Linked DNA regions of Homo sapiens: regions 1, 2, 3 and 5 are each linked to region 4. A link is a loop called in an ENCODE intact Hi-C map of the cell type or tissue named here. Cell type or tissue: OCI-LY7. All regions are shown on one strand. Links, peaks and the distances in the headings refer to the core of each region. The heading gives the core; the rest is flanking DNA. Region 1 overlaps JDP2 (Jun dimerization protein 2). Region 2 overlaps ERG28 (ergosterol biosynthesis 28 homolog). Region 3 holds the start of LOC124903348 (a long non-coding RNA gene). Region 4 has its middle 14 kb from the start of LINC01220. Region 5 holds the start of ACYP1 (acylphosphatase 1).

What was found. Peaks named below come from ENCODE experiments on the same cell type or tissue, not always from the same donor. Only the 100,000 strongest peaks of a DNase experiment are listed, where the experiment ranks them.
Region 1: a loop joins it to region 4, with 4 times the contacts of the local background. A loop is called at or near these places in 60 of 110 quality-filtered maps.
Region 2: it touches region 4 in a loop (5-fold over the local background); 27 of 110 quality-filtered maps call a loop at or near these places.
Region 3: it touches region 4 in a loop (3-fold over the local background); 18 of 110 quality-filtered maps call a loop at or near these places.
Region 5: a loop joins it to region 4, with 3 times the contacts of the local background. A loop is called at or near these places in 2 of 110 quality-filtered maps.

Annotation. Positions count from the first base shown.
Region 1 is chr14:75,438,455-75,444,492 of GRCh38, reverse strand. All of the region lies in intron 2 of JDP2 (Jun dimerization protein 2), which reads right to left. Among named protein-coding and RNA genes, the nearest start is that of JDP2, 13 kb to the right of the region's middle. RefSeq lists a silencer at 3,748-3,797 and enhancers at 2,850-3,833, 3,988-4,197, 5,037-5,539. In OCI-LY7, for the core only: a CTCF peak has its summit at 3,832; DNase peaks (open chromatin) are centred at 3,362, 3,672 and 4,302; H3K4me3 peaks cover 3,143 bases; H3K27ac peaks cover 3,374 bases.
Region 2 is chr14:75,651,846-75,657,830 of GRCh38, reverse strand. ERG28 (ergosterol biosynthesis 28 homolog) reads left to right here. Exons shown (of 5, transcript NM_007176.4): 2 at 298-461; 3 at 2,855-2,945; 4 at 5,942-5,985. The coding sequence starts at 329. Among named protein-coding and RNA genes, the nearest start is that of ERG28, 6.0 kb to the left of the region's middle. In OCI-LY7, for the core only: CTCF peaks have their summits at 1,353 (motif pointing left), 3,298 and 3,513 (motif pointing right); a DNase peak (open chromatin) is centred at 3,530.
Region 3 is chr14:74,857,607-74,863,644 of GRCh38, reverse strand. PROX2 (prospero homeobox 2) reads left to right here. Exons shown (of 6, transcript NM_001243007.2): 3 at 1-1,115; 4 at 5,131-5,238. LOC124903348 (a long non-coding RNA gene) reads right to left here and starts at 5,139. Exons shown (of 2, transcript XR_007064269.1): 1 at 4,879-5,139; 2 at 4,210-4,812. In OCI-LY7, for the core only: CTCF peaks have their summits at 2,334 and 2,550 (motif pointing left); a DNase peak (open chromatin) is centred at 2,534.
Region 4 is chr14:75,305,739-75,311,776 of GRCh38, reverse strand. No RefSeq gene overlaps it. Among named protein-coding and RNA genes, the nearest start is that of LINC01220, 14 kb to the right of the region's middle. In OCI-LY7, for the core only: CTCF peaks have their summits at 3,784 (motif pointing left) and 4,674; DNase peaks (open chromatin) are centred at 3,836 and 4,656; H3K27ac peaks cover 598 bases.
Region 5 is chr14:75,060,441-75,066,478 of GRCh38, reverse strand. ACYP1 (acylphosphatase 1) reads left to right here and starts at 2,455. Exons shown (of 3, transcript NM_001107.5): 1 at 2,455-2,525; 2 at 2,918-3,009. The coding sequence starts at 2,926. RefSeq lists an enhancer at 2,115-2,284. In OCI-LY7, for the core only: no CTCF peak of the experiment used is centred there; a DNase peak (open chromatin) is centred at 2,408; H3K4me3 peaks cover 1,917 bases; H3K27ac peaks cover 1,355 bases.

The sequences.
Region 1 (6,038 bases), core at 734-5,733, 130 kb before region 4:
CCAAGCCCAGAACTCTTCCCAGGCCCCAGAAGTAGCCCCTCTGGTTAGGAAGCCTGGATGTGCCCTGCTCCTGCAACGCCTCAGACCACCCACCATCTCCGAGGACAAAATACCCTCAGGTCAATACAAGCCCAAGAAACAGGTTTTTGATTCAATTATAAAAACTACTTTGCACGATCAACACATTTGAAAAGTGAGTCACAAGCCTACCTTATATCTGTGTCTTACTAAGTGCCAGGCATCATGTGAAACCTTTAGCAGCATTAGTTCATTTCATTATCATAGCAGCAACAGGGGTTGGTGGCTCACGCCTGTAATCCCAGCACTTTGGGAGGCCAAGATGGGAGGATCGCTTGAGCCCAGGAGTCCAAAAACAGCCTGGGCAACATGGCAAAACCCCCATCTCTACAAAAAATACAAAAATTAGCCAGGCATGGTGACATGTGCCTGTAGTCCCAGCTACTCAGGAGGCTGAGGTGAGAGGATTTCTTGAGCTCAAGAGGTCAAGGCTGCAGTGAGCCAAGATCATGCCATTGCACTCCAGCCTGGGCAACAGAGTGAGAATCTGTCTCAAAAAAAAAAATTCATAACAACACTAAGAGGTAGGTATTATTATTATCCTCACTTTAAGATATTAATAGAAAACCTAAGAAGCTGTAAGACTTCCTGAGCTTTTCAGAGGTGTCTGATTTCTGCTAAGGACATAGAGATCCAGCCACGTCCTCACCACCACCTCTCCAAGGGACCCTGTGCTAGGATAACAGTGGGTGTGACCGACTTCTGATTTTAAATAAAAGCTTCAGAACCCTTGTGAATGCTCTGGATATGGTATCAAATAAGACTCAACACCACAGGGGCCAATGTTAAACACACTCATAGCTGCCTTTAACTATCACTCATTCTCCCTCAAATTTAATTTTTTTTTTTAAGCTAACAGCTTTCGAAAATGTGCTAACAAAGTAACGGAACTAAAGTGGAAATTACGGATTTCAAAGATGAGTTGGGAGATTCTGTTCCAAGAGAGGACAGATTGGACCTCTCTGCCAAACAAGTATGAGACAAAAAAAGCATCTGAGTCAGGGGGAAGAAGGCCAATGCTATTCCAAAGAGCCACAATTAAAAACCAATTATGCAAAGCTTGCTAAAAAATGTCAGTGGGCTGCCTTTACGTTTCAAATCACTAAAAACACAAGCATGCTTAGGCCAACATTTACCCAGCACATCAGCTGGTTTGGGGCAACTTTTTCTGCTCAGGCTAAACATGGATGCACGTCTTGGTCTCTGTTATGAACAAAGTCTGGGAAGACCACCTGGGGCTGAGTGAACATGGCTTCCAAGGCCGCTCTCTGGTCCATGGATTCCTATTCACACTTCATCCAAAACGGGAAAACCCTCTCAATGTTCTCCAGGGACCCTGGAGAAGATGGGAAATCGCCAATGTGAAATCCACAGACAGTTAAGTCTCCTCTCCAGCTCTGAAAATGATGAGGACACGGATCCGGTCCCCATGTGGAATACACACAGGAAACTGCCCTACGTTGGAAAGGGCAGTCCACAATGATACGTATGCACCGATTCCTCGGGGTGACACCCCCAGAAAGCTCCCTGACAAGGATCAGAAGAGCCTGAGGAGAGGAAGAAACCGCAAAGAGTCACATTCCCAAAAGTAGCTGAGTCATCTCTGAGCCTACTAGCTATACAGCTTCCCAGGACTCTACCCTCAGATATTCTGATTCCATGGACCTTGGGTGAGGTCTAGAAATTTATACTTTTTAAGAAGTTTCCCAAGGTGTTTTGATGACCAGCCACGTTTGGGAATGATTGGTTTGATTTTTGTTGTATTTTGTTTTTTTCTGCCTGAAGTCAACGAAATTTGGAAATAGCAAAACCTAATGAACAATGGCTGGAGATAAGAATTGGGAGGTAGAGCGATCAAGGAATAAAGTTTAAGTGACTTGCCAAGTTGACACAGCTCATAATGTTCAAACAAACAAGCAAGGTCTGTGGGACATAAACATGGGACACAGACTCAAAATCAGGCTGGCAACACAGATGGTATGAAGCGGGCTGGGGGTAAGACATCAGTGAGTAGTGGGGAATGCGGTGAACTCAAGGCTGTATACAAATACAGCAGGCATCTGCCCCTCAGCTCCAACCTCTTGTTGTGTATAAGGGTGTGGCCTTAAGTGGGTAGATATTCTGGTTTTTTAAAAGAAGCCAGAGAGTCCACATTTCCCGGCTTTTAAATATGGCAATTCATTCAATTTTTTAAAAAAGAAAAAGAAAACCACACTGTGATTTTGTTAAAAAAGAAAGAAAAAGCAAACCACCCTGTGAACAAGATTCATCTGTAGGCCGACTCCTGCCCCTTAACGACAGTGTGCAGCCTCTTTCCTGAAAGGTCATCCAGTTTAGCCTCCCTTGAACTCTTGAGTCCCCTCTAGAGCACCGAGACGTGGCGAGAGGGTGAGGGGTCCTGTCTAGCAGGTTGATTAGTAAGTGTCTGGTGTGTCTATGTGTGTGTGCAAGGGTGGGGCTTCAGGCCTCCCTCCCCTCCCAACTGAAAATGCATTCCAGACCCAGAGGCAGGGTGTGACCACCACAGCCACAGCTCGCTGGGAGATGACCTGGGAAGGGCCAAGATCTTCAGGCCAATAGGGACTGGTTGGTGGAGGAGTCCAGCTGTGAGGGGCTACAGAGGAAAAGTCAAGGAAGGAAAGCTCTGGAGAAAGCCAGAGAGCAAAGCTGTCCTGAAAGCGAATACTAGAAAAGAAAGGAGAAAGAAGCAACAGCTTTAAAAATCCCACAACCCAGGAAATGACGTTCCCAGGGTCCCTGGCCAACCATCAGAATGAGCAGTCCTACCACTGCCACGTCCTTGGTCTGCTTAATTTTTCTTCGTGGTGCTGACCACTAACTCACCTTATATATCGTGTATTAATTTGCTTACTTTTGGATGCCGTCACTGCAATATACGGTGCCGAGAGATGTAAGGCTTTGACTGCTTTATCTGTAGCTCTGTTCCCAGTGCCTGGTGCAGTGCTCAGCACATAGTAGATGCTTAACAAATATGGCTTGAACAAAGGGACTGCAGGCAAGCAGTTGGCACCAAAACAGTTTAACGTCATGTGTTGACCATGTAATAATAATGACATCAGCACAAAGCACTTTATAATTCACAAAACCTGTCGTTGAACTTAATTCCTCCCATTTTCTTTTACTGAATTGCTCCATGCGTTTGGACAGAGCCCAGGAGACTGCTGGCCTCTGCAAGGCAAACAACCCAAGAACCAGCTCTGACAGAGCTGCCCGCACAGCGGCTCAGCCGGCTCGCTCTCTCGCTCTCTCTCTCTCTCTCCCTCTCTCTCTCTCTCGGAACTAGGAGACAGTAAGGCTGCAGGACTGCAGGGCTCAGCACTCATCAGACAATGTCATCAAAATGATCGAACATTCTGCGGCCAGGTTCATCCAGCCTCCCCAGCTCAACAGAGCTCTGGTTAGAAGCCTGGAAGGGGTATAGAGGCATGGGAGGCCACACGGCATGTGGTTAAAGCTTGGGCTCAAGGCAGACTGCCTGAGCTCATTTCCCAGCCAGTGACCTTGGACCTCCCTCAGCCTTGTTGACCTCATCTGTAATGTGGGTATAACAACAGCAACAACACTAGTTACTTCAGAGGGTACTTGTGCAGGGTAAACAAGGTACTTCACAAAGAGACCTAGTACCGTGCCTAGGGCTTAGCTCAGCACAAGTGAGACCCGGCTGTAACGGCAGCCATCGTCCACCACACCAGGCCCCAGCGCTATCACTTCCCAGCAGTGTGACCCTGAGTGACTGAACCCCCTCCCTAGACCTCAAACTCTTCTCTACTATGGGGGTAACCTGGACTCCAGGACTGAATAAGGAATGAATGAAGTCATGCATGTTAAGCACTTTGTGCAGGTCCTGGGACATATTAAATGCTTAATGAGCTAGTATCTGATTATTATTAAAGAAACTTTTACTAGTCTAAAATGCCAATATGAAAATCCGCTCAAGGCAGTTTGCCATATGCAAATAGATCTTCAGACCATAGATTCTTCAGCTGCAAGTTTCTTTCCCCACCCCGCTTTAGGTTTTAGTTACTCCAAGAATTAGCTCTTCCCGCCCCTGGGGTCTGACCTAGGAAGCATTTGGAGGTCGGTTCGCAGTGCAGGGCTGGCATCTCTCTACATCGGTACAATCTCGCAGCTCCATCTGCCTCTTCGCCCCCACAACACTGCAGTCTGACAGCGAGGGAGAGGACATGCAAATATGCCCTAAAAACGGCTTGTTATTTTTGCGGCCTGGATGGTGCACGTCTGTGGGTGCCTGTGAGGACAGCACGTCACTGTCGGGTACAGGGCAGATGCCACCAATTTGGGGGTGGCTGTAAAATGTAAAAATACCCAACCCAAATAAAAGTGGCTTTTCCAAAAATAAAAAATAAAAAAAGGGAAGAGTTCCTCCAGTGCCTTTTGCAGAGGAGAGAGGTGTTAACTCAGCCCCCCAGGCGAATCCCAGCTTGACGACCTCTGCCCAAGACACCTGGCTCTTCATCAACCCCATGCGCAGCCTTAGTGCCCCCATGAAACTGCTCAGCTACTGGCTCTAAATGGCAATTTTACTGTGGAATGATCCAGAAACAGATGCTCTCAAGTTACAGACCTGGGAAGGTGAGGAGCAGAGGGCCAAAAGACAAGGACCCTCCATCGTGAAGACAGAACACTATATAAGCCGGGATGTGCCCCAACGACACATTGGCTTACAAGATCAATTCAGAAGAATGTAATCACCATCAACTCACAGCTTGTAATCCACAGTCTTTAGTAGGCACCTATGATGGACCTTATCCACGTGTCTTGAGCACAAATGGCTAACAGGGACCAGGCAGTAGAGGTAAATGAAGGCAGATGGTAGTAGCAAAAGCAAAACCAACAATGTAAGTAGGATCACGAATAACAGGGAGGTGCAGGGGCCTGTGGCCCACTGGAAAGAGGAAACAGTGAAGTGCCTCTGTCCACCCCACTTAGCCATTACCATGCCAGAACAGGGTAGTGTATGATGAGATCTTACAATTTTTTAATCAAAATTTTCAAATGAAATGGGGGTTCGCGTTTCTTTTAAAACACTGAGCCGGCCAAACAAAATACATCTGAGAGCCAGGTCCAGCCTGCAAATGGCCAGTTTGCCACCACGGCCAGTTTGCCACCACAGCCAAGCCCCCAGCAGTCCTCTGCAGTTTTTAGGTACCTATCAGGAGAAGGGGAGCTGAGAGATAGTTGCCTAATATCCCCAGCTCTCCCCTACGGGTACCCAGACACCCTTCTCCACGAAGAAAGTCCTCTCTCCAGCACTTCCAGCACTTCAGCCCTCCGAGCTCCCCCCAGGCTCATCTTTGCCTGTGAACTCTCCCTCCAAGCAGAGCTACCATTCCCAGATGCTCAGCTGCTTCCTGCGCCCTCCCGATCCCAGCCTCTTCCCCACCTCCCACCACAGGCTCCTCCTTTCCAGGGGGCAGCTACTCTGGCAGGCCTCTGAAGAAACGGCGCTGCTGGGAACCTTGCTGGGACAGGCCTTCAGAGAAACGGCCAGCCCTGGGCAAGTCGCCGGGGGCATGCCCTGCACAGATCCTCAGCCATGCCGGGGACTGCTGCTGCTCACCAGTGCCCCGAGAAAAAGGGCTCATGAGAGCTGCAGGTGCAAGGGACCTGAGGAGGAATTCCTTGCAAATGCCACATGTGGGTGCTCCACGTGTGGGTCCCGGGCAAACGCCATCTAAGGCGGACACTGCTGGCTGACCGAGGCCATGCCTAGCTCTGGCAGCTGCTTGGGAAGGGAGGCCACGCTACTCTTCCTCCAAGTTCCCTGGTTCAGCTGCAGAAAGGGCCAAGAGGGGTGGAGGTCACGATGTGACTAATGATAACAATTTTAAAAGATAACCTAATATTGGCATTCTCTTGTCTACTTTTCAAAACATGTACACATTCCCATTCCCATTATCTCCCCAATCCTCCCACCA
Region 2 (5,985 bases), core at 945-5,944, 350 kb before region 4:
TCGCCTTTGAGCTATTTGCATTACGAAGGAATGGCATGAAAACATGAAGGTATAGAAGTAAAGATAGAGGACTGATTCCAACCCAGAAAAAGGAGTTCTGATTTAGGGTAATATTTTGGAGAAATTGCTTAGACAAGGATAAGTACTGTGCCACTTATTGCAAAGTATACTGTTCATTCACCACTATTAGTGTGACTGAATTTCTTTTTTTGGCCTGCTTCATTCTTCCTCCCTTCCTGCTTATGGTTAACATAGACTGGCCCTCATTGTCTCATGTCCTCTGCCTTTGTTTCCAAGGCAAAAAGCCCTCCCACGTTTGAGGGGAGTCATGAGCCGTTTCCTGAATGTGTTAAGAAGTTGGCTGGTTATGGTGTCCATCATAGCCATGGGGAACACGCTGCAGAGCTTCCGAGACCACACTTTTCTCTATGAAAAGCTCTACACTGGCAAGCCAAACCTTGGTAAGAAATCAAAGAATTTCTGCATCCTTTATAGGACTTATAGGACTGGCCCTATGCTGTGGTTCCCAAACCAGGCTGTACATCAGAGTAACCTAGGAAACGTCAACAAACACAGGTACCCATTTCCCTCACCAAACCTATTTATTGAACCTGGGTGGAGCTCAGGAATCCAGTTGCTAAAACACTTCCCAGATGATTCTGATGCTGCCTTAGCTAGCCTTTGGCAGCTACTGGAGTAATAGACTTTGTGGTGAGCACTTGACCCTTTTTCCCCCAAGCTTCTCTGAATACTTTTCATTGATTTTACACTGCCCTGGGCAATTCATGTATTTAAAAAAAAAAAAAAAAAAGCATTATAAGGGCAAGTGAGGAAATAGACTTACTTGGTGACTCTGTGATGCCTGACAAGAAAGCCATAAAGAAGCTTTACATATATCTCAAAGCCCTCTTCAGAATCAGGTTTACATGATTCTGGGGCTTACATGACTCATATTCCATGTTACAGATGGAGAGTTATTAATTCAAGGTCTTCCGTGACATAGTCCCTGAGAAGGTATTTAAAATCCCTTCAAGTTGGTCTCCCAAAATGAAACTTAAGAAGGCCCATGGCAGCCTTTCCTGGCTTCCTGAGCCTCTCTACTGAGAGTGTCCATTTCAGCTTCCACTTCATCACGCTGATGTGTGGGGTAGTTTAAGCTGCAGCACTGTTTCACAGCAGATGACAATTCTGTGTCACATTTATAGCTAACCCAGATTCAGGCTCTGACCTAGCTCGTTTTTCTGCAGTGTCTGAGTATAAAATGAAATTAAGTAGGCTAAGGCTCATTTTAAGAAAGCTCAAATATAATAAGAGTAAAGAACCTGGGAAAGTGAGCAGAATAATTCCATCTTTTCACCTTCAAATGCTGCCCTCAGGTGGTCATGGAACCCTATATAGATTCACACATTTTTAGAGGTCATCTGGTCTAGCCCTTTGAGTTTAAAGTTGAGGCAAAGAGGTCCAGAGGTCATGTGACTTAAAGGCATATAGCTGAGCAGAACTTTATGTGTGTGTGTGTGTGTGTGTGTGTGTGTGTGTGTGTGTGTGTGTTCAGCCAGCACGGAAGCTGAGGCTGCCATCTCCCTTGTGATCTAGGGGCCTTCATGGTACTCTTCTGAAAGTAGCAGTGCTCTAAAGTGTCCCACAGAATTTCACCTCATACCTAATCTGGTTAGGGCTGGTTGAGTACTCTTAACTAGAGAAACGTCCTTAGTCTTCTCATTATCAAATTGGTTTATAAAGAATATAGCTATCCAGGGCTAATGCTAGATATTTGGTTGGCATATGGAATTTTTTCTCACTACCATCTAATGGTCTTCAGTATTGTGAATTTGGGAGAGCTGTCTGATTTTCCAAAGGCTGGAAAAATCCTTAAAGCCCAAGTAAACATTAGTAGACTTTTCAGTTGTCAATTTTGTCCCTTAAAATTTATCTTACTCAGCAGGTAGTAGACCAGCAAAGGAAGTATCTTTGCTTTCACTGTTTTGGCATCCCCGAGCCACTGGATGCCTTAGCTCAATGGTTTTGCATTTAAATTACCCAAACAGGGAGTTTCTAGAAAATACTTATGCCTGGGGCCCTCCTCCAGAGAATACGATATAGTTGGTCTGGTACCCAGGCCTTGTAATTTTATAAAACTACCTCAGTTGATTGTAATAAATGCCCAAAGTCAAGAACCACTGTTATGGTGGAATATGACCTATACTTTCAGGACAAGATATTTAATACAGCAATGTCAGAACAAAGCTACCAACAGCAGGATGCCCCCAGCAAACACCAAAGAAACAGTGCTTTGTCCCACTGCCATGCACACAGGAAACCAACCTGGTATTGGTTCATCCAACAGCATAGATCTGGATGCAGGAAGAGACCCAGGCACTCACATATCTTAAAGACCATATATGGGCATCTAAATTGGTCCCCAGTATCTCTGAGTTCTCTCCTGGATCAGCCTTGAAAGTCTGCTGGCCTCCTGGGCATCTTGCATTTCCAGATCAGTCTCTACAACGTTCCCCAAAACCTGTCCTGATCCAGACCCTCTAGGCTTCCAGGACAAAAGGGGTAAATTACTATATCTAGGAGTTATTTGCCTAACTGGGCTCTTTGTGGGTTTCCACTCTTGGAACTTCCCTTCCAACTGTAGACATTTGAAGAGAATCTGAGAAGTTCTCATTCTGGAATTCCTTCTATTCCTTCTAGTTCCCATGTTGCCACTAGGACCTCCATCCTGCCCAGCCACAGAGAGGTCAGGTCCAGCTCCCTATCTCCCATGAACCACCAGTGAAATAGGAGGAGTTTGGAAGGAACCTCAAGTCTCCCCTTCTGAACACTCTTGCTTTTTTCTGCTACACAGTGAATGGCCTCCAAGCTCGGACCTTTGGGATCTGGACGCTGCTCTCATCAGTGATTCGCTGCCTCTGTGCCATTGACATTCACAACAAGACGTATGTAAGGGAAGGAAGAGCTTTAGCATCCTTTTGTTGGAAATCAGATGCGAGGCATACCTGTTACCTTGAGTAATGGGAACTGTTAATCATTTTAATGCATTAGCTTAGAATGTGAATAATAAAAAACTCACAGGTTACATTCCCTCCAAGCCTAGAAAACATAGTAGACCTAACAGGTCTTCATTAAAGTCTGAAAATTCTTTGGAACTGACATAGCAAACTGGCAGGCCATTATCCAGTGGCCTGCATCATGCCCCTCCACTTCTTTATGAAAGAATCAGCCCTTCTTCTACTAAAGAAGTAGAGTGGTATGCTCTTTTTAGAGTAGCCACCCACACATACCTTTCTCACATTCCTCCTTAAGAAGCAGGAATGAACAGAAATCACAATCCATGAAAAAAGAGGAACCCACAAGTAAACTGTTGTATGTGTATGCAGCATCAGCAGGTGAGGGTGAAAGAGAAGCTAGGGCTCCTGAATCTACCTGTCTTGGGTACTCAAACAGACCAGGGTGGAACAATTGCAGGCAATCAGAAGCCATAACCAGTGCTGGCCACTAGAGGGGGCTCGAGCTTTCTTCCCAGCGGGAGTCATCATCACACTCTAGGTGGAAACAGTTTGTTCAGGTCACCGAGGGAGGCTATCTGAATGCCAACTTCACATTAAAATGTTTTTCTGTCTTATCCAGGCTCTTGGCATCTGGGGAAAACAGGAGGCGATAATATTTATTGAGCCCCTCTTATTATGCTGAGCTTTTATCTACGTGATCTTGATTAAGTCTTTTCTTAGCAGCCCTGGAGGTCATGATTTTCATTCCTGATTTTGCACATCTAAATATTAGAGATACAGTTAGTTTAAAGAAAGACTGACTCAAGTGAGATTTGAAGCAGGGCTATTAGCCGTTTGATCTCTTCAACCTTATTTTTTTTTTTAATTTTTTTTCAAACTTGAACCTGCAGTTTACTTGTCCTAGAATGACACATACTTTTGGAAGCAGTGTGTTTAGTTCTGGGCCCAGTTCTGTTGGTAACTAGCTTTGCAGTAGCAAGTCCATTATTCACCTTCCTTGCACCTTGGCCTCTTCATCCATAAAATGAGAATAGATATCTGTTCTACCTCTCAGGGTGACTAAGAGGAAGGGAGGATTGAACAATCATTTTAAAGACCTGTACCACAATGAAGAATTGCTGATGAGTATGAGGGATATATCTTTTGATTGTTGTGCTTTTGAAGTGAGCGAAGACAACCCAGACTTATCTCTTTTTTTTTTTTTTTCTGAGACAGTCTTGCTCTGTCACCCAAGCTGGAGTACAGTGGCACAATCTCAGCTCCCTGCAACCTCCACCTCCGCCTCCTGGGTTTAAGCCATTCTCCTGCCTCAGCCTCCCCAGTAGCTGGGATTACAGGCGCGCACCACCATGCCCCTCTAATTTTTGTATTTTTAGTAGAGACAGGTTCTCACCATGTTGGCCAGGCTGGTCTCGAACTCCTGACCTCGTGATCCACCCACCTTGGCCTCCAAGGTGCTGGGATTACAGGCTTCAGCCACTGTGCCCGGCCTGACCCAGACTTATCTTTACCTCAGTTACCATTTACTTTCACCTCTCCCCACACAGGACAGCTGCAAACGCTGACTCCTGTTTCTAGACCTTTCTAGCCTAGGACTTTGATCGATGCACTTCTGATGTGCATTCTGATCCTATTCCCTCCCTAACTAGAGACTGAAAGTCAACACACATACATATTGTTTCCACAATGGGCCAGGCGCGGGTGGCTTCTGCCTGTAATCCCAGCACTTTGGGAGGCCAAGGTGGGCAGATCACTTGAGATCAGGAGTTTGAGACCAGCTTGGCCAACATGGCGAAACCCCATCTCTACTAAAAATACAAAAATTAGCTGGGCGTGGTGGTGTGCACCTGTAGTCCCAGCTACTCCAGGAGGCTGAGGCAGGAGAATCACTTGACCCAAGAGGCGGAGGTTGCAGTGAGCCAAGATTGTGCCACTGCACTCCAGCCTGAGAGACAGAGCAAGAGTCTGTCTCAAAAAAAAAAAAAAAAAAAAAAAAGGTGTAAAAATATGCACAGGAGAGATACAAATCAAATGTAAGATACCAGTTACTTGTGGGGATGAGGGAGAACAGACTTAGAGCAGGATAAGTATACACAGGATGATTTAACTCTTCTCTGTAAGTTTTTATTAGAAGAGTCTGAAACAAAATGTCAAGATGTTAAGATCTGAGGGAGCTGGGTGTTGGTTGCATTGGTGTTCATTATAGTGTTCAGTAATTTTTTTGTATGTTTGAAGTATTTCATAATTTTAAAAAATTTTATACTAAAAAGATATCAGCAAACAAAGTGGTCAGTCACCTAGTAGCCTGTCTCTTCTCTACCTTATAGTCAAAGCTGAAAGATAAGTTCTTTTCCCATGAGGTTGTCACCATGTCCTCAATGTGACTACTTTTCTAGGCTAAGGCACAAAGTAACCAACGTATATTGCAAGAGCATCTAAAAGCCCCAGAGGTGTCCTTGCTCCTTACTCCCCATGAGGCCGTTCGTTCTGTGGCATCCATCTTATAAACACCGACAAGTGCATGGCCAGATGCCTGCCAGGTGGGATTAGACTGCAGAGTCAACCAATTTGGATAAATAGAATATGTAAGCGTGCTGGATCCAAAGTTGTCTACACTGCCTGCGATTGTCATCATTCAGGCTCTGCTTTGCTATAGCTGAGTTCACCACTTTGCTGAGACCTGGACGTTCATTCTGGATGCCTGAACCATTCTCCTCTCAGTTTAGCAGTTGAAACCTTCAGTTTTGCCCTAGATGAGAATATCGTTGTGATCAAATAACCAGCTCTTCCTCAGGAACAAGTGTCCTTTCTTTTAAGTCTTAATGACATCCTGGGTTCTTATTTGTCTGTATGAAGTCTGATACTTTTCCTCTGTTCTGAACAAACAGTAACTTTGGTTCCCATTTCTGTCTGCTTCCTTATAGGCTCTATCACATCACACTCTGGACCTTCCTCCTTGCCCTGGGGC
Region 3 (6,038 bases), core at 518-5,517, 450 kb after region 4:
AGAGGGCCAGAGTGGAGACCATTGTCCGAGGCATGTGTCTCTCCCCGAATCCTCTGGTGCCAGGCAATGCGCAAGCTGGGGTCAGCCCACGCTGCCCAAAGAAGGCCCGAGAGAGGAAGAGGAAGCAGAACCTTCCCACACCGCAAGGCCTCCTGATGCCAGCCCCTGCCTGGGACCAGGGCAACAGGAAGGGGGGCCCTCGTGTGAGAGAACAACTTCATCTGCTGAAGCAACAGCTAAGACATCTGCAAGAGCACATCCTACAGGCTGCCAAGCCCAGGGACACAGCTCAGGGGCCAGGAGGCTGTGGCACGGGGAAAGGCCCTCTGAGTGCAAAGCAGGGGAATGGCTGTGGGCCTCGCCCCTGGGTTGTGGACGGTGACCACCAGCAAGGTACCAGCAAGGACCTCTCTGGGGCAGAAAAACACCAAGAGTCTGAGAAGCCCAGTTTCCTTCCTTCTGGAGCACCAGCTTCACTAGAGATTCTGAGGAAAGAGCTGACCAGGGCAGTGTCCCAGGCTGTGGACTCGGTATTACAAAAGGTACTATTGGATCCACCAGGCCACCTGACTCAGCTGGGCAGAAGCTTCCAGGGGCAGGTGGCAGAGGGTAGAAGCGAGCCCTCACCTCCTGTGGGAGGGGCCTGTAAAGATCCACTTGCTTTGGCTGCCTTGCCCAGGAGGGTCCAGCTACAAGCTGGGGTCCCAGTAGGAAATTTATCACTGGCCAAGCGTCTAGATTCTCCTAGGTACCCTATCCCTCCAAGAATGACCCCCAAACCCTGTCAGGATCCCCCAGCAAACTTTCCCTTGACTGCACCTTCCCACATCCAGGAAAATCAGATTCTTAGCCAGCTACTGGGTCATAGATACAACAATGGCCATTGGAGTAGCAGTCCTCCCCAGGACTCATCTTCCCAGAGGCACCCCTCCTCAGAGCCTGCCCTACGACCTTGGAGAACTACTAAGCCGCAACCATTGGTCCTGAGCCAGCAGCAGTGTCCCTTGCCTTTCACCTCTGCCCATCTGGAAAGTCTACCCCTTCTTCCCTCGGTGAAGATGGAACAGAGAGGCCTGCATGCTGTCATGGAGGCACTGCCTTTCTCTTTGGTCCACATATCCTTTAATAGCAATTGAAGTTCTCATTGTTGGCCAGGTGCAGTGTGGCTCATGCTTGTAATCCCAGTGCTTTGGGAGGCCAAGGTGGGAGGATTACTTGAGGACAGGTGTTCAAGACTAGCCTGCACAACATAGCTAGACCCCATCTCTAAAAATAAAAAATTATCTGCACATGATGGCCCATGCCTGTAGTCCTACTCAGGAGGCTGAGGCAGGAGGATTGCTTGAGCCCGGGAGTTCGAGGTTACAGTGAGCTATGATTGCACCACTGCACTCCAGCTGGGCAACAGAGAGAGACAATGTTTCAATAAATAATTTAAAATACCATTGACACTGTGCAGAGAAACAAGAAAACTAAAAGTTGAAGAGGAGCTGGGGACAGATCACTCAGGGTCTTCTTAATGTTGCTCTGGGCCTTCAGCTTATAGTGGTGACCACATTCTGGAATTTAAGGACCTGGGAAGGTTCACTTAGCTTCTTCTATGACCCATCGGGTTCTGCCACTTGACTTATTCCTTTGGGTCTAAAAGGGTTTTGTTTTGAGACTCAAATAGGCTTCTGAAATACAATGAATACCCTAAGGAAGAAAGAATCCATAATTTGGTTGTCAGCCACCCATAAACTTAGGAGGAGAGGGTCAAAGGAATGACGTCATCTAAGGTATGGCCTCCCCAACCCCATAGCTCTACAAGCAAAAATCCTATATTGTGTAGATAATTCCTGGGGAGCAGATGAGGAACAAGAAACTTCTGGGCCAAATGGAAAAGGAGTTTTCCTCGGGGATTAAACCCAGAGAGGTGGCTGGAAACGGCCAGAGGTCTCCAGTTTAAGGAACAACTTCCAAGGTGCAATGGAGTGCCTGGAGACTAGGGGCTGGGCATATGAAGGGAGAGGAGGCTCCCCATGAGGAGGCCTGAGTGGCCCAGGCTGATCTGCAGGGCTCTGGATCTTATTGCATCATCTTTGCAACCCTTAAGTAGACACTACTCTCTTAATGTATTTCCCAGAGTAACCCTCGGGATATTAATAATTGTTGAGTTAGAAGAAAAAGTACCTTGGGGAAATACTGAGATAGTTTCTTTTCTGCAGGAATTCTCAGAGCCTTTAACATGAGTAAATGGAAGCTCTAAGAGGAGAATGTACACAGCCCCAAACCCATATGACCACTTCTAACAAGCATCTTGCAGAACTTAAGTTCTTGAGAATATATTTTGGATGTTGCTTTTTAAGCTAGCTGTGCTCACGCTGCTGCTTCTTGTGTGCAGCTTTGAGGGGAATCTCCAGAAGCTGATGAGTCTATGGAGTTGCATATCCAGGTGGGAACAGTCGTGTCCTTTGCCTGGCAACTACTGTGAGGGCAGCAGGATGGGGTGGGACCAGCTCATTACCATGCCAGAACCTGCCTTTGTGTCCTAAATGCCATGAGCGCCCCCTGCCGGTCAAAAGTGTTGGAAACACCCCAAAGCTTTCCTGGAAGTTAGCGAGCAACTGTAAAACCAATGCTGAGAACACTTCACTTGCCACCACTCTTGGAGGCAGAGATTCCACCATAGACAGATTTTCTTTATAAGAAAGGCTACCTGTCTGGGCCTTTGATAACCACTAGTTGACTCTCCATTAAATTCAGACAGCTGCAAAAACACCTCAGTCTCCCAGAATTTGCTATTTGTTGAGCACCTACATGTGCCTGTTCCTGCCCCCTAAATTGGGGATTGGGCTCAGAGAGCTTCTGGAGGTTTGGGGCCTATCCTAAGAAATACCTAAGCCAGGACTGGCTGCATGGGTGAAGTACTTGACTATCTTTGGAATGACTTGGGACCCCCTAGCAGCACCCTGGCCCCTCAACTCTTCCCTCATTCCTGCTGCCTATATTCCAAGAGATTTATTCCTGTGGGCCATGAAAGCCACCTGAGAGCAAGCTGCTTTACAGCATAAAAAGAACGTTCACATTCACATGACATCCTGTGACATAGGTAGGGCAGATGTGAAGATCACGAGGGGAGCATTGACAGAACACCTTCTCGGTGGCAGGCATTGCTACCAGCACTTCACACATATGTGCCCACCACCACTTAGCTACAATTCTGAAACCCATAAAGCTTTGACAGGCCCTATGATTTTCCCCCCCTAAGAATGATGCAATCTTTTTTTTTTGGTAGCAAAACCTGGCTTGCACTGATTGGAGGCTATTAATAGATTTTATCCCACTTAGTATAGTCATACGTTCTGCTGCAGAAATGTTAATGTATTGGATTATACACTGTCTCAGCTGTGGATGTTAATTAATGTGTGGTACACACATCGTATTATCTTTATAAGCTAACAAATTCTGAAATCCAAACTCCATTTGGCTCAGCATTTCAGATAACGGGTTTAGACCTGTATTATCTCACCGTTCTCAAGCATCCACTCTAAGATCGGGTATCCGAGAAGCAGAGACAGAGAAGGGAGCTAACTCGTCCAAAGTCCCAAGACACACTAATGAGCAACCAGGATTTAAACCCGGGATCTGATGGCCAAGTACAAGCTTTAACCACTATACTCCACATCTTAGCAATGAGGCTCAGAGCAGTTAAGTGGCTTGCCCAAGGTCACACAGCTAATAGATGGCAAAATCAGTGTCTGAAACTGGGTCTTTGGAATCCCAATCCAGGATTCTCTCCACAGCATTTGTGGATCTGTAGGAAGGGTAAGTAGGGGCTGATGGGGCAGCAGGGAGGGATCTCCTGTGCAGCAACTAGGTGCCTGGGCCACCTATAACCATAGTCAGTTGGTCTGGTTTCTTTTGGTTAAACAGATTCATCCTATGTGGAAGTCTTCACTGTCTTAAGCTACAGCTCTCGGATCTGAGATCCCAGGTTACTCTGTGTAATGCTTCTCACCCAGCCTAAGGACTGTCCCTAAAAATGCAAAGCGTATTTGTGTAAATCTTTTTTTCATTTCCGTCCTGCCCTAGTGCTAGGCAGTCACATCACAATTCTCCGACTCTTGTTAAAGGGGAAGGAATCTGTCTGTTCCCAGAGTGAGGTATAGTTTGGAATCTAATTTCCATATATGTGTATGGATTAAGGTTGACCGTTCACTCACTTACTCCTTCACACAACAAATATTTATTGAGCACCTGCTATGTTCCTAGCACTGGGCTAGGCACAAAGATGAAAAGATAAGGTCCTCACTCTCAAGGAGCTCACAGTCTAGACGAGACAAACATACAGTAAAAATTCCAATAAGGTCATCGCTGCAACAGTTTGTACAAAGAGTCTTCATAGCCCAGGGTAAGGAAGGCCTAATTTGGCAAGGAAGGGTTTAACAGAGGTGGGAGCTTCTGAGCTGAGACCTGAAAGATGAGGGATAGTTCTGCCAGGCAAATGGAGAGTGGGTACCACCCAACCATTCAAGCTTCTTGAGCAAGAGCAAAATATGAGCTGGTATTCAGCCTGCTTAGATGTTTGCTGGTTATAAAGGCAACACTGTGAAGGCAATGATAAGAGTGACAGCCAGAATGGGGACCACCTAGTTTACTCTTCTCGTTTTACAGCTGAGGAAACTGAGGCAGAGAGGGGAAGTAAATCTCTGCTTGGGGTTTTGAAATGGTTTATCTGGGATAGAATTGCCATCTCTTCCCATCCCACTTGGACACCACACACACACACACACACACACACACACACACACACACACACAATACACCAACCTGTATTTGACATCTAAGACACCACACACACACACACACACACACACACACACAAAATACACCAACCTGTATTTGACATCATCTATGCTACATAACTTTTCCACATCGAGATGATTTTTACATTCTGTGACTTAACTGTGCACATATGTCATCCAGCTTATTTGACCAGAGTTTCCAGAGACAGAAAAATGGAGCAAATACACAATTCCAATCAGAAAAACAAAATGAAATCAAATAGAAACCACAGGAACAAGGAATTCACTAGTTAATTGATAAACTGGCATTTTAAAGTGTTCATTTTCCTTGACACTGAGATAAATCCAGGAGGGTCTAAACCCTGGTCACTTGAAGAAGGCCAAACTAATGTTTTTCTTCACACGATATCCCAGCTCCAACCTCCTGAAGGTTTATTTTCCTGATGTTCAGGTAAAGTCACTCAACTAAATGGCAGCTTCTGCAGAACTCCCAAGAGGCAGTGTGTTTTGCCTGGTGTGAGGCAAGTCCTAGGTCATCATATGTGCACTTCAAGCTCCCCTTAGTGTTGCTGATGGAAGCAATGTCCAGTTCTGGGCTGAGACTCTACCCAAATAACCGTGAATAACTTTAGGCTAGAAAGGCTGGCTGTCTAAATTCTTAAGCTACTGAGCTGTAGATAATCCCCAAAACAGAAACACATGGGCAGGAAAAGTAGAGGGAAACAGAAACACTAGTTAGTGGCCTTTTTGGCTAGTTTTCTGCCTTGGCTGGGGACACTATGAAAAATAAAATATAGGCCAGGCACAGTGGCTCATGCCTCTAATCCCAGCACTTTGGGAGGCCGAGGTGGGCAGATGACCTGAGGTCAGGAGTTCGAGACCAGCCTGACCAACATGGTAAAACCCCATGTCTACTAAAAATACAAAAACTAGCTGGCGTGGTGGCGTGCGCCTGTAATCCCAGCTACTCGGAGGCTGAGGCAGGAGAATCACTTGAACCCAGGAGGTGGATGTTGCAGTGAACAGAGATCACGCCACTGCACTCCAGCCTGGGCGACAAAGCGAGACTACATCTCAAAAAAAAAAAAACACACAAAAACAAACAAACAAACAACAAAAAATATATATAGAGAGGGAGAGAGAGACAGAGTGTCAGACACTGTCAAATTTATGTTCAAATTGCTATAGTTCAAAACTGAGTGAAAGTACATACAGATGAAGTGTGACAATAAGGAAAATCAAACTAATTGT
Region 4 (6,038 bases), core at 737-5,736:
ATACTCATTAAATACTCACTCCCCATTTTCCCCTCCCCTCGGCCTCTGGCAATCACCCCTCTACTTTCTGTCTGTTTGAATTTGACTACTCTAGGAAGCTCACATGAGTAGAATCATAAGCTATTTTTCCTTCTGTGTGATAGACACTTTTGCAGCAAGATTTCTGGAGGAAGATGCCAAGATTCTTTCTTCCACTGCATTTGTTTTGGCTCATATTGCCCGTTGGCCAGAAAGAGTGTCTATATCCTAAAGCGGCCCACCTTCAGGGACCTGAACACCATTCAGGCACAGAGTCGGGCTTTGATAGACAAGCCCTGCAAAGCAGATGTTTTCTAACATTTTGCATTGACTGTTGTTCATTCTTCTTGTCTTGCAGGTAATTACTTGAGTTGTCATTATCAGAGTAGAAAAAAAAATGCTCCTGGAGAAGAATATAAGGTATTTCCGTGTTCCACCGCTGAGGTTCCCAAAGCCCTCTCTCTCCTCCATTGGCGTGTGTGTGTGTGTGTGTGTGTGTGTGTGTGTGTGTGTGTGGTTTGGGGGAGTTTTTTATTTTAAAACACTCTGTGATTTACTTCAATTCATCTTTTGCCCAGAAAGCCAACACAGCTGCAAATCCGTTCTGCCCAGAAAGCCTTCTAGCCTTCCCAGAGGCCTCTTTGCCTGTTCAGTGGACACTTCCGTCCCTCTCAGGCCGGCTTCTCCCAGCCCACTGCCCCCCGGGCTGCCTGCCCAGCTCCTGAGAGAAGGCACTGCTCCCTGGAAGTGGCCGAGCCTTCTCTATGGATTTCTGTAACTTGGAGAAGCGCAGGCTCCCCTGGGGCACCCCTGCTCCTCCTCCCCTCCTTGGGCTTCCCCCTCAGAAAGCTGGCTCTGCTGCCCGCTGGTAAACGGACTGGCTGTCACCATGGCAACAGCCTGGCCTGGAGCCGGATGACGCCAGACCTGACTCCCCTTCCCAACCTCACCCAACTCTGTTTGTTTGGGCTCCAGCTGCTTTTGTTGGGCTTTGTTTTGCTTGTCAGTTTGAAACAGCTCCTTTGCTGATTGGCTGCAGGGGGCTGAGATCCGAATCCCTGGGATACTGAGAAGTCCTGCTCCCTGCCCGGGCAGGGTTTCCTGGCACTTTGGAGTATTTCCCCCATCACAGTAACAAGGCCTAAAGAAGCCCTGTTTGATGAACACACACTTGCCCTTTAGGCAAGGCAGAGCCCATAGAGAGACTGAGCATCAGATAATCTGTGAAATGCCCCAATCTGCACACCCAACAAGAACCCTATCACTAAACCATGTTGGCTTCCCGAATGCCACACTTGTGACTAAAGGCCAGCCTGTTACTTGATAAAACGAAAGAAGCATACCATGTCAGAGAGCAGTCCAGGTGTGTAGAAACATCAAAAATAAATAAATCCAGGAAGAAAAACAAACAAGTATGTGGATGTTAAGGAACAGCTTTAGGTGAATGTGGTGACAGACATCCAAGTAATGTTCACCTCAAATTTTGGGGTGGTTTTGCTGCTTTTATTCGGATAACTGTAGAAGCAAGAATCCAGAATATTTGTGACTAATTTGAAAACATGGCGTCTACCCTTTTGCTATTTCATCGGGTTTTTATCTCCCAAATAATCAATTTTAATAATTTGCTTGGTCCTCGATAATCCTGAATTTACTCCCAGGACTATCAGGGAACAAGCAAGTTATTGCTGTGCTTAAAATTTTTGTTTTGTTTTGTTTCACTCTGTCGCCCAGGCTGGAGTGCAGTGACGCGATCTCGGCCCGCTGCAACCTCCGCCTTCTCCCTCAGCCTCCCAAGTAGCTGGGATTACAGGCACCCGCCACCACGCCCAGCTAATTTTTGTATTTCTGGTAGAGATGTTGGCCAGGCTGGTCTCAAACTCCTGGCCTCAATGGATCCGCCCACCTCGGCCTCCCAGAGTTGGGATTACAGGCATGAGCCACCGCACCCAGCCATCTGCTTTGAGATACAAAAAAGATGTTTCTGGCCTGGCGCGGTGGCTCACGCCTGTAATCCTAGCACTTTGGGAGGCCGAGGCAGGCGGATTGCCTGAGCTCAGGAATTCAAGACCAGCCTGGGCAACATGGTGAAACCCCATGTCTACTAAAATACAAAAGAAATTAGCTGGGCGTGGCGGCGTGCACCTGTAGTCCTAGCTACTCAGTAGGCTAAGGAAGGAGAATTGCTTGAACTCGGGAGGCAGAGGCTCATGCCACTGCATTCCAGCACTCCAGCCTGGATGACAGAGCAAGACTCTGTCTCTCAAAAAAAAAAAAAAAAAAAAAAAAAAGATGTTTCTTGTGCATCAACCTTTGAAGCTGTGTAACAGCAGCCTCAGCTCCTCATCTGTAAAATGGGGATAAATAATACCAACAGCCAGGTTATAAAGGGCTTAGCTCAATTTGCATACTTACTGAGCTACTATCATCAGCAACTCCCACCTATGCCTTTTTTCTGATGATCCCGACACTTTTCATAAGAACTGCATCATAGGCCGGGTGCGGTGGCTCATGTCTCTAATCCCAGCACTTTGGGAGGCCAAGGCGGGTGGATCACCTGAGGTCAGGAGTTCAAGACCAGCCTGGCCAACATGACAAAATCCCATCTCTACTAAAAATACAAAAATTAGCCGGGTGTGGTGGTGGGCACCGATAATCCCAGCTACTTGGGAGGCTGAGGCAGAAGAATCACTTGAACCCCAGGGGGCAGAGGTTGCAGTGAGCTGAGATCGTACCACTTCACTCCAGCCTGGGCAAAAGAGCAAAACTCTGAAAAAAGAAAAAGAAAGAAAGAAGGAAAGAAGGAAAAGAAAAGAAAGGAAAAGAAAGGAAAGGAAAGGAGAAAGAAAGAGAGAGATCGCATCATTGCCGGGCACAGTAGCTCATGTCTGTAATCCCAGCATTTTGGGAGGCCAAGGCAGGCAGATTACCTGAGGTTGGGAGTTCAAGACCAGCCTGACCAACATGCAGAAACCCCGTCTCTACTAAAAATACAAAATTATCCAGGCATGATGGCGCATGCCTGTAATCCCAGCTACTCAAGAGGCTGAGGGAGGAGAATTGCTTGAACCCAGGAGGTGGAGGTTGCAGGGAGCCAAGATTGTGCCATTGCACTCCAGCCTGGGCAACATGAGCAAAACTCCATCTCAAAAAAAAATAAAAAATAAAAAATAAAGAATCACATCATTGAGTCAGTTAACACATATTTATTAAACACTCTAATGGGTCAGCACTGTGCTAGGCACTAGGGATAAAATGATAGGCAAGAAAGACACAATCCCTACCCTTTGGGAGCCTCTGGACTAGTAAGGGAGACAGACAATGGTCAAATAACCACACAAAATGTAAAATTACTTCTGTGCCATGTGAGTGAAGCCATCTCAGACCCCCCAGACCAGTTCATCCTGCCGCTGAATACCACGGAGGATCTCAGTCATTGCTGTAATCAGCAGAAAAATTCCCAGCCAAGTCCTGCCTTCATCCCTGATCTGCAGAATCATGAGCTATAGGAAATCAGTGGCTCTTTTAAGCCTCTCCAAAGTAAAAATAATTGCATCTCTCTTAGGTGCCTAAAGCATTAAGAGGACAATTTTTAAAAAGAGGAAATAAACTGCATTTTAGTCCTTTTTTCTAGTTAGGAAACCAGGGCTGAGGTAGGTTTAGATATAAGAATGCAATGATTTGACCTGCTAAATCCTAAAGCCTAAAGTGAATTCCATCTGCCATCCTGCAGAAACATCCTGGCGGTTTCCTTCAAACCTTGTTTTGCTGAAGAGCGCCCTCTTCTGGCTCGGGACCCTTCTCCAGCCACGCTGCCTCCTGCGGCTGCAGCTTTTGGGATTGTAGGCTATGGCGTCCATTCCTCCACCAAACCTGTACTGAGCACTGAGGCCCTGACAATACAGCCGGAATCAGACACCGGCTCCCCCACCTGTGGGGCTGACAATCATTTGAACTGAGTCTCTGAGATTGCAGGGCAAGCACCGTGACTCTCATTTAACAAAGAAGGAACTGAGACAGGGAAGGTGGCTAAAACTTTGCTATGTTATTGATGATTTACCGCTGGATTTTAGGGCTTAGGGAGACAAAGAACCTTCCACTGAACATTAGATTGGGCCCACGTTTCTCACTCTCCAAAACCCACCCTGCCGGTCACCCTCGGTTCCAGACCTCAAGTCCCTTCCATCTTGGGAAGTCTCCTCATGACGCTCCAATGTGCCGTTCTTATTGTCACCTCCGCACTTCCCAAATACCTTTCCATGCCACCTGCCACTTCATCTCTGTAATGACTCTTCTCCAAAGCCCACCCTCAGCTTCCCTCTTCCCTAAGATCTTGTAGCGCCCACTGGAGGGTCCCCTGGTGTCCCTCATACTATGGACTGTAATATACATTTAGAAACAATGTATGGAAGCATTTGGAAAAATATACCTCTTTGTATATGCTGGCCATGGAGGGCAGAGAGTAGTTCCTATCTGACAGGGCTGTTCTTTAACTTAAATGATGAGTTTGAAGCACTTGGCACACAGTAAACACTCAGCACATGATACATATTGTTTAACATGTTCAGTGTGGTTACCTGCTTAAAAAACAGATGGTCCTCATAGCATCTAGTGTCATCTTGCACACATCATAAAGAGACAGAACCCTGCCACCGTGTGGAGAGCAGGGCTCACACAGGAGGTATCATGCCCGAGACCCAGGATATGTTTAGGAATACATAAACATGTTTTCATTTCTTTTGAAAATCAGAAGAAAAAAATTAACTTTTACATTGAAAAAAAGTTTTATTTTTTTTGTTTTGTTTTGGAGTAAGAGTCTCCCTCTATCCCCCAGGCTGGAGTGCAGTGGTGTGATGTCCTCGGCTCACTGCAGCCTCCTCCTCCCAAGTTCAAGCGATTCTCATGCCTCAGCCTTCTGAGGAGCTGGGATTATAGGCGCCCGCCACCACGCCCGGCTAATTTTTTGTATTTTTAGTAGAGACAGGGTTTCACCATGTTGGCCAGTCTGGTCTCAAACTCCTGACCTTAGGTGATCCACCCGCCTTGGCATCCCAAAGTGTTGGGATTATAGGCGTGAGCCACCATGCCCAGCCTGAAAAAAAGTTTTAATATATAATATTAATATATTTTTCTTTATACCAATGTAGTCATAAAATATAATTTTATAATTATATTAATTGTTAATCAATATAATTATTAATTAACTTGACTATTATCAAGTGATTTTTGACAAAAGTGCCAAGACCATTCAATGGGGAAAGGACAGTCTTTTCAACAAATGGTGCTGGGAAAACTGGATATCCACGTGTAAATGAAGTTGGACACTTGCCTAACACCATATGCAAAGATTAACTCAAAATGCATCAAAGACCCAAATGTAAGGCCTAAAGCTGTAAAACTCACCGAAGGAAACACAGGAGATAAGCTTCACAACATTAGATTTGGCAATGATTTTTCTGGATATGACACTTTTATTGCATAAGCAATAAAAGAAAAAATAGACAAATTAGACTTCATGAAAATTTTTAAATTTTGTGCAAGAAAAGACACTAGCAACAGAGTGAAAAAGCAACCCACAAGATGAGATAAAACATTTGCAAATCATATAGCTGATAAAGGATTAATATCCAGAATATATAAAGAACTCCTAAAACTCAACAACAAAAAAGCAAACAACCCAGTTCAAAAATGGCCAAAGGACTTGAATAGACATTTCTCCAAAGAAGATATATAAATGGCTAATAAATAAGCACAAAAGATGTTCGACATCACTAGACATTAGGGAAATGGAAATCAAAACTACAGTGAGATACCACCTCACACCCATTAGGATGGCTACTATTAAAAAAAAACACACAAGACCATGCACAGTGGCTCACGCCTGTAATCCCAGCACTTTGGGAGGCCAAGGTGGGTGGATCACCTGAGGTTGGGAGTTCGAGACCAGCCTGACCAACATGGAGAAACCCCATCTCTACTAAAAATACAAGATTAGCTGGGCGTGGTGGTGTATGCCTGCAATC
Region 5 (6,038 bases), core at 325-5,324, 240 kb after region 4:
CTAACTTCTGCTCTTGCCTTCAATATCTGCTCTTCAAACCCATCCTTCATGCTGCAGGCAAAATAATCAGTCTAAATATTTCTCCACCCCCCCCCAGCTTTATTAAAATATAATTGACAAGCAAAAATTATATCTATATTTGCAGTGTACAAAGTGATGTTTTGATAATGTATGCATTGTGCAGTGATTAAATCAAGCTAATTACTAAATGCTTCTGATCCTACCATTTCCCTCCCCAGTAGCTTCTTCTTTACCTATAGAATAAAGTTGAAATGCATAATTTAGCATGGCATCTCTACCTCCCAGATTAGGTCCAGCCTACCTTTTCAGTTTTGCCTCCCCTTAATAAGCCACAGAGTTCAACCCAGTGAGTCTCATCCCTGACTGTGTGTTAAGACTACTTGGAAAGCAATATCTAGGGGTGAGGCCTGAGGATTAACATTTTTAAAGCTTCCCCAAAGATCCTGATGCACAAGCAGGGTAGCAAACCCCTGGTCTAGCCACAACTGGCTACTTGTACTTCTTCATCTCCATGGTACTACATTACTCTAAGCTCCACATACTGGGAGCTGGTAGAGCATAGCATTCATGGGGATTGACTCTGGAACCAAATCCCAGCTCCATCACTTACTGGTTGTGTGACCTTGGATTAAATGCTGTTTCCTCCAAGAACTCTTTCCCTGTCTTCCCAATCAGAATTAATTTGTTTGCTCCTTTGTAATATTTTCTGTCCTTGTTATAGCACAGGGCTGGTTCCTGATGAGCTCTCAATGGATTTTCATGGAATTAAATTATCATGCCATATATTTTATTGTCATTATTTGCATGCATTTGTGCCCCTACACTAAATTAAAAACTCTTTGAGGGCAAAGATTTTATATCATTCATCTTTGTATATCCTAGAGTGCCCCATTCGTATTAGACACTCAGTAAGTTTTGAATTCTATAAACTATTTTTTAAATGAATTTTAGAGAAAGAAATACCATTAGCAAGATACTCTATTTAGAGTTATTTTCAAATATTGCCAAGTACAACATTCAATCCAGCTTGTTCACCACCAACCCCCCACCTCTCAGCACTAAGGTTGTATGATTCTCTAGGATATGGATCCTCACTCTAGCGGGGAACTAGCAGAATGATGAATTTCCGTGCCTACTGTCACAAACCCATATCTCATTGTCAAGTCTGCCAACCTGGCATATTCACATAAGGAGTCTTTACGTTATGAAGAGGTGTAATGTATACAGTCAATCCACAGAGGATCAATAAACACCACAGTTTTCCTTCACACACATGAATCATAAGGGTAGCTGGATTCAAATGTTTACACATCAACTCTAATTTTAACCATCTTCATCCACATCCCCCTTGACAATTCCCTGTTCCCAAAATAAATTCGTGTAGTTTGGCCATTTGGCTTAGATTGACTGACTCAACTGTAATTCTGGAGCCATGAGTTATTTTGCTTGTGCTCTTGCTTTATTTGTGTAGTTAGCTGGTTATTTGTTCAAGCATTATTTGACATTTTCTTAGTAAAGGAGACCGGTGAGTAGCTTCCAGAAGCCCAGAAGCAGACATAACCTCCATTGGGACCTCCTGTGCACTTATGCCCCGTAATCCCCTATTCCAGATTGTTATGACCCAAACTTTAAGGAGAACTGAATGAAAAAGGACAGAAAGGTTAAATGTATCCTACTCAACATATTTATGATGTTTATTTTTTTATTTATTAATTTATTTATTTGAGTCAGAGTCTCCCTCTGTTGCCCAGGCTGGAGTGCAGTGGGGCAATCTCGGCTCACTGCAGCCTCCACCTCCCAGGTTCAAGCGATTCTCCTGCCTCAGCCTCCCGAGTAGCTGGGATTACAGGCGCCCGCCACCATGCCCGGCCAATTTTTGTATTTTTGGTAGAAACGGGGTTTCACCATGTTGGCCAGGCTGCTCTCGAACTCCTGACCTCAAGTGATTCGCCCGTGTCGGCCTCCCAAAGTGCTGAGATTACAAGCTATTTATGATGTTTAATGTGTGCTGTTTGTCTCTCACCTCCAGAATTAAGCTCCTCAGGACAGGGATCCTGTTTTGTTCACTGATGTTTGCCTGGTCACCTAGAACAGGTGCCTGGCACACAGTAGCTGTCAGTCAGTATTTAATTGAATGATTGAATGTATCCCCATGTACTTCTTCGTCTATGCCTTTCTCCTCATGAGAAAATGAGAAGAGGGTTGCGCTTGTTGACTGAGATGCGATGAGGGCTAGGTTTGTGGAGGCCCAGCCGAGTTCCTGGACAGATCCCCAACCCAAAGCTTTTGGGTTGCCGGACAACCGCGTCCTGAAATCCCACCTTCTGGGCGGGCCCGGGCCGAGGCGCCGTCTCTGATTGGTCAGCTGGAGGTGATGGGCATGAGCGACAGCGAAGGAGCAGCTACACACTAAACTTCCGGGCGCGGAGGTTTGCGCGCCTTGGTGAGCCGTTGGCGTGGTGGTCCCGGAGTGATCCTGGCAGCCGGTGGGGAAGACAAGGAGGGTGAGCCGCCAGGGGCCCCCAGGGTGTGCTTCTCAGGTCGATTAGCCCTAAAATGTTAGTAGCAGGGGATTCTGGGAGTTAGTAGCAGGGAATTCTGGTAGTGAGGGAGCGGGACCGGGCATGGATGTAAGGAGGTCATCGGTCCTCAGGTTATTTCCCCAGAAGAGGCTTCAGCGGGCAGCTGCGATCCGAAGCTCCCTCTCCCGGCGTCTGGTTCTTCCTTCACACACACCTTATCACATCCACTCACGTTTCCATTTCCAGGACCTTGAAGTCGGGGAGAGGTCGCAATGGTTAAGGATGGACAGGGGTGGGTGTGGCCCTTTCTGACTCAGGCTTGCGGGTCCTGGAATAATAGCCCTTCACTCTTCTGCTTTCCTGGTTTCTGACAGGTTTGAGCATGGCAGAAGGAAACACCCTGATATCAGTGGATTATGAAATTTTTGGGAAGGTGCAAGGGGTGTTTTTCCGTAAGCATACTCAGGTATGTGGCCTGCAGGCTTTGGGGTGGTAACCTAGGTTGTGGGCATAGGAACAAGGGACGTGTTCTTGACAAATGTGAACTAGAAGCCGCTGGCTATTTGGTAGCTGCATGGCAAAGAGGTAGTTTGTAGAGCAATGAGTATGAAAATGCTGTGCAATCGGTAAAACATGGTGTAAATGGAAGATCACCCTGCTGTTATTATTAGTCAGTGGTGCCTGAGCATCTAGATACACATATTAATGAGCTTCTCTCTTCCAAGGGAAATAGAGGGCTTCCCCAGTGCTCGCCGTTGTGGCATCATCAAACCAAGTCAGGTTTCTTATAGAAAGGCTAACATTGATTGAAGAGCTGGCATTTAGATGACCTGATGTCATGTATATAACATATATAAATGCTTCCTCTGCAGCTGCTGCACTTTCTTCAGACCTCTTTCTCCAAGCTTCCCTCAGTTCTCCACTTAATTTCTTTCTATTCTTTTTTGGTTTTGAAAGAACATTTACCTTTTCCAGCTGACGTTTTTCTTATTAAAAACTCTTTATCCATTCCAGAATAGGTGATGGGAACACTGAATGTGGAGCCTGGTATTCTTCCTAGAGCAATAAAGGATTATTTGAGGGGATGGACAAACTGTTGGCAGCCTCTACCTCTGCTTTAATGTGGCTAATCTTCCCTCAACAGGCACACACAAATGCAAGCTCAATTTACCCTCTGCCTTCTGTAGGTATTGGCTATTGCCTTCCCAGTGTGTCGCTAATCCCACAGATAATGAGTTAGGACTGCAAAACTTCTTTTTTTTTTTTTTTTTTTTTTGTATTTTTAGTAGAGACAGGGTTTCACCATCTTGGCCAGGCTGGTCTTGAACTCCTGGCCTCGTGATCCATCCGCCTCAGCCTCCCCAAGTGCTGGGATTACAGGTGTGAGCCACCGCACCCGGCCAGGACTGCAGAACTTCTTAAGTGTCTCATTCCTGGGACTGTGGTACTTAAAATTCAAATTCTAACCTGGAAGGAATCTTTGAAACATGAATGTGAATTGTCAATACCTCTTTCCCTTTTTCTTTTTTTTTTCTGAAGGATGGTGGCACAGTCACAGCTTATTGCAGCCTTAACCTCCCAGGCTCAAATGATCCTCCTTCCTCAGCCTCCCAAGTAGCTGGGACCACAGGTGCATGCCGCCACACCCAGCTTTTTTTTTTTTTTTCTCTTTTAACAGAGAGCTATGTTGCCCAGGCTGGTCTCAAACTCCCAGGCTCAAGTGATCCTTCTGCCTCGGCCTCCCACCAGTGTGCTGGGATTACAGGCATGAGTGACCATACCCAGCCAATACCTCTTTTTCTTTTCTTTTCTTTTTTTTTTTTTTTTTTTTTTTGAGACAGAGTTTCATTCTTTTTGCCCAGGCTGGAGTGCAATGGCACGATCTCAGCTCACCGCAACGTCCGCCTCCCGGGTTCAAGCGTTTCTCCTACTTCAGCTTCCCAAGTAGCTGAGATTACAGGCATGTGCCACCATGCCCCGCTAATTTTGTATTTTTAGTAGAGACAGGGTTTTTCCATGTTGGTCAGGCTGGTCTTGAACTCCCAACCTCAGGTGATCCGCCCACCTTGGCCTCCCAAAGTGTTGGGATTACAGGTGTGAGCCACTGTGCCCGGCCAATACCTCTTTTTCTAATTATTCAAAAATCATTTCTTCCCATCTGACACTCAAATAGGAAATGACTGTTGAAAACAGAATTGCTGAAACTCACAGCAAGAGCTGTGTTCCAGTTAGCTTTGCTACCAGTTATGCAGGTAAGTTCCTGTAAATTAAGGTGATTGAGATAACAGCTTCAAAGATTAGTCAAAGTTGTTGAGGGAAAAGGGTCAGATAGTGGTATGCATAGCCCATCTTTCTCTACCTGCCCCTCTCCCCAGTTTAAAGAGAGAATAACAGAATGCAGAAAAACAAATATTGATTGGAAAACTGCATATAAAATGACATCTATTTTTTCTTAATTAGGCTTGTAGCTTATTCTTTACTATTTATAATCATTTAAATATATATGTTCATTTGAACAGTTGTTTTGCTGCAATGTTTGCTGTTGATATTATCTAGCCTCTTATTTAAATTCCTTCATTTCTAGAGAAGTGACAAATAATAATTCAGGGACTTTTGAAAACTTGGAATATAATTTACATCCCATAAAACCCATCCTCCTAAAGTGTATAATTTGGTGATTTTTAGTATATTCACAAAATGTTGCACTAATTCCAGAACATTTTCATCATCCCAAAAAGAAACCCCTACCTAGGTTAGCACTCACTCCTCATCCCCTGAGCCCCTGGCAACCACTAACCTACTTTCTGTCTCTATGGATTTGCCTATTCTAGATTGTTGTTGTTGTTGTTGTTGTTGTTGAGACAGAGTCTCAACTCTGCCTCATTCTGTCACCCAGGCTGGAGTGCAGTGGCGTGATCTCGGCTCACTGCAACCTCTGCCTCCTGGGTTCAAGTGATTCTTCTCCCTCAGCATCCCAGGTAGCCGGGATTACAGGCATGCACCACCATGCCCAGTTAACTTTTGTATTTTTAGTAGAGATGGGGTTTCACCATGTTGGCCAGGCTGGGTCTTGAACTCCTCACCTCAGGTGATCCACCTACCTCAGCCTCCCAAAGTGCTGGGATTACACGCATGAGCCACCGTGTTCAGCCTATTCTTGATATTTAATATAAATGGAATCATACAAATGTGGCCTTTTTTTGTGACTGGCTCCTTTCACTTAACATATTGTTTTCAAGGTTTATCTACACTGTAGCATGTATTAGTATCCTATTCCTTTTTATGGCTGAATAATATTCCATTGTATGGATATACCACATTTCATTTATCCATTCATCAATTGATGGAAATTTGGGTTTCTGATTTTTGGCCATTATGAATAGTAGTGCTGTGAACACATATGCACATATTTTTATGTAGACAATGTTTTCAGTTCCATTGAGTATATACATACCTAGGAGTAGATTGCTGGGTCATATGGTAACTTTATGTTTA